Linked DNA regions of Mus musculus: regions 2 and 3 are each linked to region 1. The links are chromatin contacts, found by POLR2A ChIA-PET in ENCODE. All regions are on one chromosome and are shown on one strand. Each heading gives the region's core, a stretch centred on a gene start or an enhancer-like site at or near the end of the contact. The rest is flanking DNA. Distances are from core to core; before and after follow the strand shown. Region 1 holds the start of Zfp568 (zinc finger protein 568). Region 2 holds the start of Zfp566 (zinc finger protein 566). Region 3 holds the start of Zfp14 (zinc finger protein 14).

Region 1 (3,033 bases), core at 238-2,737:
GGGTCTTGCAGTGTAACATTGGCTGGCTTGGAGCGCACTCTGTAGACCAGGCTGGCTTGAAACTCACAGAGATCCACCTGCTCTGTCTCCCACCAGTTAAACTTAAGCCGATTATTCTAGCTTGCAATCAGGCTTGGAACATGGCTACCTCTATGCCTCTCTCTGACTTAATAATAGGTATAGCTATTCTTTTCTCCAATGGAGACAATATAGGGATCTATTTTCAAATGACAAGTCGTCATTAAGCAAGTACTTCCAGAGGCATTCAGATGTTGGGGTCATGGGGTGTGCAAATAATGAGGAAAGGACCAAGAAAGTCGGAAATAAACCACAAGTAAACTTTATACCCTCCCCCCGTCCCGTTCCCTCCCCCCCCCCCCCCCCCCCGGGAAAACACTTCTAACTGGTTAGGGTCACAAGTCAGCTTCGACCTTTGACAAAGGGAGAGAGCAGTCTCCTTTCTCCTTTTGAAGCATAAAGGCAGGAGCAGAGGTTCAGGGAACAATAAAGAAGGAATTTGTAAATTGAGGGTTAGTTCTGGAGCCCAGGGTGTGGCAGGTAGGAGGATGTTCATTCAGGCTCAAGGCTATTCTAAGACAGAGGTCTTATCTCAGCCTTTAGGGAGCTCGCCCAGGCCTGGTGGTTTTACTGCAGCTTGAAAGAAAGTAAGGCTTGCGGGCATGCAGTAAGATGGGGGCGGCCGTCCAATACCTGGGATCACTCTGGGCTCGGCACAAAGGAAAGCCCGGCTCTTTGTGGTTTGTAGTGCATTCTTTGCCTCTTTTGGGTAACTGACCTGGCAATGGGTAAAACTGGGAGTAGACATAAAAAAATTGTGACCCTCCAGGTCTTTCTTGGCCAGGCCAGAGATCATTACCAGCCTTGTCCCCATTATCCATCCTGCGTAGAGAATGGAGATTAGGAGAGAACTGGCACCCTGACCAATTTGCGAATCTAAACCTCACCTCAGAGATTGTTCCCAGGAGCAGAGTTCTGAAGTCACAACCACTCGGGTGACAGGAGCCCCATGGTTACATGCAAGATGCCACATAGAGGTAGGCACAGTCTTACACTTAAGCCACAACTCCACAACGACCAGACATTTCATGTCCTCATAGAAAAGCTATCAGAATGTATTACAAACAACCACAAAAACTATTCCAGGGCACTGCGTCCGCCCAGTCGCAAGGCTCCTGCCGAGAGGCTGGACAGGCCACTAGCCTTTCTGGGAAATGTAGTCCACAAAGGGACAGCCACCTAGCGCCCCCAGCGCCTCCTCTGGTTGTTCCGGAAAAGACCGTCCCCGCAGCTGCTCACGTCCAGCGCTGCTTCGCCGGCGGCGTCACCGTCTCGCCGCGCTAATGGGCTCAGCCACCTCGGCGCCTTCGGCCATGACTCCTGTCCCTAGCACAGGAAACGCCAGCCGAGCTCTGACCGGAAGTTGGGTCGGGCCGCGGGTCCTTCTGGGAGCACCTGTGCTCTGGGACATAACGGGCGCGCGCTGCCGCCCGAGTGGAGGGGCTGGCCGTGCGTGGCCCGCATGCCGCGTCTCTGAGGTTGCGTCTCGGGAGGTTTTGGCTGGTGGCGCTGCGGGGACCTCTCCACGGGAGAGGCACGGGTGGTCCGGTTTGCGCCGGCCGTGGGCTTCGGGCTGGGCGCGGGCTCTCGGGGGGCTCGGAGTATCCCGGGTCACAGCTTTGCGGAGAGCTCCGGGCCAGAAGGCGGGACTCAAGCCTGTTCGGAGCTGCAACCAAAAACCTGGTAAGAGTTTGTGCTACTCTGGAGATTTGGAGGGGGTGTGGTTGTGCGAGAGCGAGTGTCCTGTCGTGGCCATGTTTGGTGGTAAGGGGTTGAGTAAGGGTGTGGTGAGTGTGGGGATGGCGTGGCGTGTGCAATTGTACCGCGGAGTTCTTAGGTGTGTAGCATTTGGCGTAACTCGTAACTACGGGGAAAAAAAATCTGTACTTTCTAATGATTTCCCCCTCCTCATTGCCGCCCTTTCAACACTTTCTTCTCTAACTTTTTTCAGTTTTTCTTTCTATTATTACCTAATGGCTTGCTTGGCTTATTTAATTTTTAAAAAAATCTTTTCTTTTCTCTCCTTTCCTTTTCCTTTTTCTTTTTTTCTTTTTCTTTTCTTTTCTTTTCTTTTCTTTTCTTTTCTCTTCTTTCTTTCTTTTACCTTTGTAGTGTTGAATTTAAATCTAACGCTTCAATCACACCAGGCAAAAACTGTACCAATGAGCTACATTCCCAGCCCTGAAGTTAGTTTAATAATGGCTGAAAAAAATTCCTAAGCTCAATAGCAAACCAACTGGGATTCCTTCAGTTCACGTTGTTAGCAGATTCATTGCATTTAGCTGATCCAGGCTGTATTTGGTTGAAATTCAGATCTGCTCTCTGTTTGTTGTTTTCTGGTGCTCAAGTTAAAAAGAACTGATTCCAAACATATTTTCTTTTCACGGTGGATTATGGGAGCACAGGGGAGATCATGCAAAGACTCTAAAAAACCTCTGCTTCAAATGTGTCCATATTTAGCCAAAGAAAAGTTGTGTGGGTAAGCTTGTAGTCTATTAAAATAACTATTTGCCACATTAAGAAATCTCTAGAAATACTTTTATACTGGGTGTTACCGTTTAGTGCAAGTGCTCTTTGATGATAGTGTGCTCTTGTTTGCACTCTCTTGTGTGCACTCTCTAGCTCTGCTCTCTAGCTTGCTCACTAGCTCTCTCTCTCTCAAATTACATTTGTCACAAATTTTATATTCCAAACCCTTTGTCTTTATGTTTCAGGTTTCTCATGAGCAACATATCAGCTGAGTGTTTTTTAAACTCATTTGTCTGGCCTGACTGTTAATAGGTGAGTTTAATTCTGCTGTATTATCATACTACTGAAAACACGTTTTTATTGTTTATATTTACCTTGTTTCGGTACCCCCCTCACTGGCTTGGTTTCTGTTCTTGTCTGTGTGTACTTAGCAAAACCTCAAACTTAAACAAGACATTTACATGCTTGTACACCAAACTAGCTAGC
Region 2 (3,033 bases), core at 230-2,729, 110 kb after region 1:
CTCCAAAAATCTTCAACACAAAATTTGTCTTGTTTATAGAAAGTGCAGGGATAAATATGGAGCAGAGACTGAGGGAACAGTCATCCAATGACTGCCCCAACTTGAGACCCATCCCATGTGAGAGAAACTAATTAACTCTACTAATGATACTCTTGTGCTTGCAGACAGCAGCCTAGCATAACTGTCTCCTGAGAGACTTCACCCAGCAGTGGATGGAGGCAGATGCAGAGAGCCACACTCATCAGGTGGAGCTTGGGGAGTCTTGTGGAAGAGTATGGGATAGAAGTGAGCAAGCCAGAGGGGTCAAGGATACCACAAGAAGACCCAGAGTCAACTGACCTGGGAGCATGGAGGTTCACAGAGCCTGGGTCACCAACCAGGGAGCATGGAAGAGCTGGACCTAAGCACACTCCCCACCCCACGCCTACACGTTTGTAGCAAGTGTGAGCTTGGTGTTTATGTGGGTCCCCCTAAGAAGTGGAGCGGGGGTTGTCTCCATCTCTGTTCCCTGTCATTGGATCACCCCCTACTTCGACTGCCTGATTGTGCTTCCTAGACCTGCTGGGACTAGGTGCCCCAGGGAGGGGTGGTACCCAGAGGGACTCTCCTGCCCAGAGGACAAGGTAAGGGGGAGATGGAGGGAGGGATTTGTAAGGGTAGGACTGGGAAGCGAGGAAGGAGGGTGGCTGAGATTAGGATGTAAAGTGAATTTTTAAAAGTAAACATTAAAAACAGTTGGAAATACTCATATGGCTACCCTTAATAGTCGAGATGTATAAATGCTTCAGATCCTGAAATATCAAACAGCACAAAGACTCAGTTAAGCCGCTATCCCACTTAACACGGGGAAGTCCTACACAGCTGTCCAAATAAACAAAGTAAAAGACAAAGAAAAGCATGATAGCTCACAAATGAACCTCTAAAATGAGCAAAGGCTAAAGAAGAATGCACGCAAGATACACATTCAAAACTTCACACTCACAACCCACACACAGACCCACAACAGAGACACTCGGCTATCGGAAACCTACCTACGAGAAGACAGGACTACCTACTAGGGGCTCAAAAAGTAACTTAAGCACAACTTCACTTTTACCACACAGAATCCACAGGTATCTGCGCCTGCACTGTGCTGCACGTGGTCACAACATCACACAGTCGCACGCCCCTACAGAGACAGAACACTCACCCAGTCAGCAGCTCTCCACATCCACACACAATGCCGCACGTGTCCCCAGCTCGCTCCCTCCCACTCACCAAGGGGTGGTGGCCGCCACGGTGTTAGCAGAAACTGATGCTCATCACCAGTCCAGCCCCTTAGCGCCGCGATCACTGTTCACAAATTAGCCGCACAATTCCGACTCCTCTGCCGCACAAAGCCCAGCCTCGGCGTTCGCCCCGCCTCCTCCCGGGTTCCGCACCAAAGGCCTTCCTTGCAAGCTGCCAAAGCCCTGCAATCCTTCAGTGCACCTCCCCTCTTGCCAGCAAAGCTCTGAAGTCACGCCAGGCGCGTGATCTTCCCGCGAGAAGCCAGGGAGCCCTCTGGGAAATGTAGTCAGTCCGAGGGAACGCGGCAGACAAGATGGCTCCCGATGGGCGGGGCTTCTAACGGTCCCTCAGTGTGGTGGACGAGCGGAGGACACCCCAAATAGAAACGCATCCTCAGGATACATGGAACCCTATATCAGCTTCCACTACTGCATTTAAAATCATTCAAAAAAGTTAGGAATCTGTTGATTTCCCGGACTTTTGGTATTATCTGTAGAGGATAGACTGCATCAGGAAAGGGGCGGAGAACTGGTAGGGGGCGGAGTGTGATTTGCATAGTAAGCATAATCATGCGGCTGAGACTTCTAGTAATATAATTCAGTGCAATACGAAAAAAAATATATTGAAGGGGGAAAGTTATCTCAATTTCTCAGAGAGCTAAGCCTTTGCTTGGCCACCTCTAGCGGCCGAGTTTCCCCCCGCCCCAGAAGTGTGCAGGAACAGATCTCCTCCGCAGATGTGTGACTTGTTCTGGACATGCATTTGGCTTGGTACTCATTAGCAGGTCCTGTAGGTTGAAAGGGTGGATACCAGGACCACACCTTGGATTCCCACATGCTTCTAATGCTAGCCCGCAGGAGGAGCAGGAGGATCAGGGTCATCCCTGGCTACTGAGAGGTAGTTACATTAAAAACTACAGTGGAACACTTGGAGAAAGCATCTTCCTTTGAAGTGATTTCCATAACCAATAAATATACCTAGTCCAGGAGATAACAAGTCAGTCGGTCTGAAAAAGACATTAAAGTTGGGGCTAGAGAGATGACTCAGCGATTAAGAGCACTGGCTTCTCTTCCAGAGGACCTGAGTTCAATACCCAGCCACCACATAGTGGCTCACAATCATCTATAAGAGGATATGATGCCCTCTTCTGGCCTACAGATGTATATGCAGCAGAGCACTCACATTAAATCTTTTAAAACGACATTGAAGTTAAAAGACTACATCTCTGTATAAATCAAGATTTTCTCTTCAGAAAATAGGGACAACACGGCTTACCTCACTTCTCTGTTAATTGCAAAGCTGCCACAGTCCTAACGAAATAGATACTATAAAGACATGAAGATCTTATAAGGATATGAAGTTACCCAGAATAGAATGGAGCTGAGGGAGAGCTGCCGGTAGACTACCCCAATGATAACGGGTATACTAACCAGGCATGTTAGAGGGAAGTGAAGTTTGGGATTGCTGGGTGCGGAGATTTGAATGAGCTGGCTCATAGGCTCATACATTTGAATGCTTAGTCATTAGTTTATGGAACTGCCTGGGATGGGTTAGGGGATATGGCCATGTTAGAGGAGGTGTGTTATTATTGGAGGGTGGGCTTTGAGGTTTCAAAAGCCCATACCAGGCTCAGTGTGTCTCTGTCTCTCTCTCTGTCTGTCTCTCTCTCTGTCTCTGCCTCTCTGTCTCTCTCTGTTTTCTGCAGAGACATTGTAATTCCTAAACCAATGATGACATCAGCCACCTATTAATTTCCCACACTAT
Region 3 (3,033 bases), core at 360-2,859, 67 kb after region 1:
CAGTGAGGTACCCTGCCAGCCCCCCAACCCCACCCCACCCCCGCCCCCGGGCAAAAGGCTTTGAAGAGCTTGGTAATTTAGGGGTTTAGACCTGGCTGCTGTTGCTAAAATGGGATTAAAAGAGACAGAGATTGATTGAAGATTAAGTGTTATTCTGGCTGGGCACAGTGGCACACATTGCAGCCTGGAGGCTGAGGCAGGAGGATCACCCACAAATTTGAGATCACATGGGTTACAGTGAATTCCTGGTCAGTATAGGTACAAATTGTTTAAAACAAGAACAAAACGTGCTATTCTGGTAAGAAGCGTGGTTTAGCAAAGGAATCTTCCACAGTAATTAAAAACGAACTAGCAAAGCAGGCTTCGTGGATAAGAAAGCTGCAGCCTGGAATGCAGAGATGGATCAGCGGGTTACACTCTCAGCACCTACGTGACTGCTGTAACTCCAGTTCCAGAGAATCCGATGCCCTCTTCAGGGCTCCTCAGGCGCAGTCACACTCAGTGGTGCACAGAAAGAAAAGCAGACAGAAACACTCACATACGTAAAAAACGAACATGTTAAAAATTTAAAACCTGTGAGGCTGGAAACAGCTGTACTGCTAGGAGCAGTGGCTGCTCTAGCAGAGGATGCAAGTGTGATTCCCCGTACTCACATGGTGTTTCACGACCGTCTATAACTCCAGTTCCTGGGAATCAGACACCTTCTCCTGGCTTCTGCTGGTATGTGTATACACACAAATACACACACACACACACACACACACACACACATAAAAAAGAAAAAATACAAAAGACATTTGTAACCACACAAAGAGGGCCTGGACCCGCATTTAATCAGAGACATAATCTCTGAGTGATGCTTACTATCAGTCTGCATGAATCTGTCTCCTCTACCCTGACCAAGATAACACCAAACCGCTGCTTCTTTCCAAGCTAACTTCATTTTCACTTTCACAGTAATGAGGAGTAAATGTCCCCATGCCTGGAAAAACAAGGAGTACACTTCATAGGACAACGAGAAAGAAGAAAGTTAGGCTATTTTTTTTTCCGCAGTAATGTTGGGTCTCTATGTATGCAACAACAATCGTTTCCTGCTTTTATTCCCTCGCCTTCCCTAAAATGAACAAGTCTGGGGAAAAGGTCAAACCGGGAAGGTGCGGGCTTGGTAGCCTGGGGACACACCCCTCGCGACCAGCCCTTCCACACACATAACCTACTGGAAATGGAGCGCCGCGGATGGAGAGGACACTGGCCGCCACCGGAGGGGCAGGTTTGACAGGCGACGGCCACCGGGGCTGCCTGGCGGGGAGGGAGCGCGTACAAAGCAGCCCTGCGGTGGCAGCTGCGCTGTCTTTTTGTACGGAGGGCCCTCACTCTGAGGTTCACACACAGAACTCAGAGCCATGCTGGGCCTCTGGGCTCTGCAGCGGGAAGACGGAGGATGCAACGGGGTACGCGGTGTCCACTCAGCGTCACCGACTCCAAGTCTCTCAAGCCAACTAAAGACAAACCTACGCTGCCCCCGCGACAATTTCCTCAGTGCAAGGGACCAACTCACCTCTCAGAGCGGACCGGCGCTAAGCAGCCGGAAGGATGCTGCGCAGAGGCCTGTGGGAAATGTAGTCCATGGTGGGAAAGACTGGGCCAACGCAGCGGAGTGCGCAAGCGTGCTCGGGGCTGTGATGGGTGGAGGCCTCTGGGTGTGATCTTGGACCAGCTGGAAGGGCTAGGAGATTCCGCTGCCCTCTGCCCCCAAATCCCCACCCCAAACCTAGCTCACTGGGCTGGGGGTTGTGTCGTTGCCCTACCAGGGCTGAGAACACCATCATCACATTATCACATGCTTAATATGTGAGATAAGCATATTCTCACCCCAGCGAGGGTGTAGGCATGATCAGGGAACTCAGTAAAATACATTCTCCAAAGGTGCAGTCCCACATCTACCCAGGGAAAGGTTGCTCAGGCTCCTTGGAGTTCCCGCTGCCTCTGCTTTCTCCCACTGTCCCTTCTAGCCGTTGTGTATATTGGTCTAGTCGTTGGTATTGGCCTTAGGTTTTGTTTTGCAAACTGGAGATGAAGCCAAGACCTCTAAGACTGGAAAGATAATTATGCTTTCTTCTATCACAGTGGTTCTCAACCTGTTGGTCGAGATCCCCCCCCCCCTTGGGGGTCAAATGACCTTTCACAGGGACCACCTAAGACCATCAGAAAACACAGATATTTACATTAGGATTCCTAACAGTAGCAAAATTACAGTTATAAAGTAGTACCGAAAATAATTATATAGCTTGTGGATCACCACAACATGAGGAACTGTATTAATGGGTCGCAGCTTTAGGGAGGTTGAGAACCACTGCTCTAACATTTTCTTGTGTTTGTGCCAGGCCTCATCCGGTCTTCAGGAGACTGAAGCATGCAGACTGCAAATTCAAGATGAATGGAAAAAAAAAAAAAAAAAAGGAGGACATGACTGCTCCCAAGGGATTGAGATCTAAGAGAGAGCACTGGCAGGGGCGTCTGAAAGTAACCAGGGTGGCCATGACTGCCGGACTAAATGGGGCCATGTGAGGGGAGGGGGTGGGGTGTAGGACAGGCTAGAAGCCAAGAGGCCAAGTGCAGCGGGCAAGAGGTAACAAAAGGACCTTGTGCCCAAAATGACTGGGTTATACAGGAATCACAGAAGCTGGGAGATGGGAAGCCCAGGCCTGGGCTACAGAGTTTGGGATAGTGGGGGGCAAGGTATATCAGCCAGGATGTCTCTGTAATAGGTGCTGGGGATGTTGAAAGATCCTCATCGATCCTCTTGTTTCTTTCCAGAGCGCTGTTATTACAGGCATCCGTCAACATTCCCAGCGTTGGGACGTTAGTTTTAGGAACGTGACAATTGAGAGGCTGGTGAGATGGCTTAGTGATTGAGAACCCTTGCGCTCTTGCAGACACAACACATATGATGGTTCCCAAGTGTCTGTAACTTCAGTTGCAGAGGGCTGGTGAGATGGCTCAGTGGGTAAGAGCACCCGACTGCTCTTCCGA

What was found. ChIA-PET counts read pairs that join two places held with the same protein, here RNA polymerase II (POLR2A).
Region 2: POLR2A ChIA-PET joins it to region 1 with 31 read pairs in Patski. The contact joins the promoter of Zfp566 here to the promoter of Zfp568 in region 1. POLR2A ChIA-PET finds 5 or more read pairs at or near these places in 3 of 5 experiments (Patski and embryonic stem cell).
Region 3: POLR2A ChIA-PET joins it to region 1 with 14 read pairs in Patski. The contact joins the promoter of Zfp14 here to the promoter of Zfp568 in region 1. POLR2A ChIA-PET finds 5 or more read pairs at or near these places in 2 of 5 experiments (Patski and embryonic stem cell).

What each region holds. Positions count from the first base shown.
Region 1 is chr7:29,982,468-29,985,500 of GRCm38, forward strand. It overlaps Zfp568 (zinc finger protein 568), which reads left to right and starts at 1,488. Exons shown (of 10, transcript NM_001167872.1): 1 at 1,488-1,761; 2 at 2,793-2,859. It overlaps Gm31735 (a long non-coding RNA gene), which reads right to left and starts at 1,054. Exons shown (of 2, transcript XR_001778074.2): 1 at 966-1,054.
Region 2 is chr7:30,089,031-30,092,063 of GRCm38, forward strand. It overlaps Zfp566 (zinc finger protein 566), which reads right to left and starts at 1,480. Exons shown (of 4, transcript NM_152814.2): 1 at 1,258-1,480.
Region 3 is chr7:30,049,787-30,052,819 of GRCm38, forward strand. It overlaps Zfp14 (zinc finger protein 14), which reads right to left and starts at 1,610. Exons shown (of 5, transcript NM_178733.5): 1 at 1,559-1,610.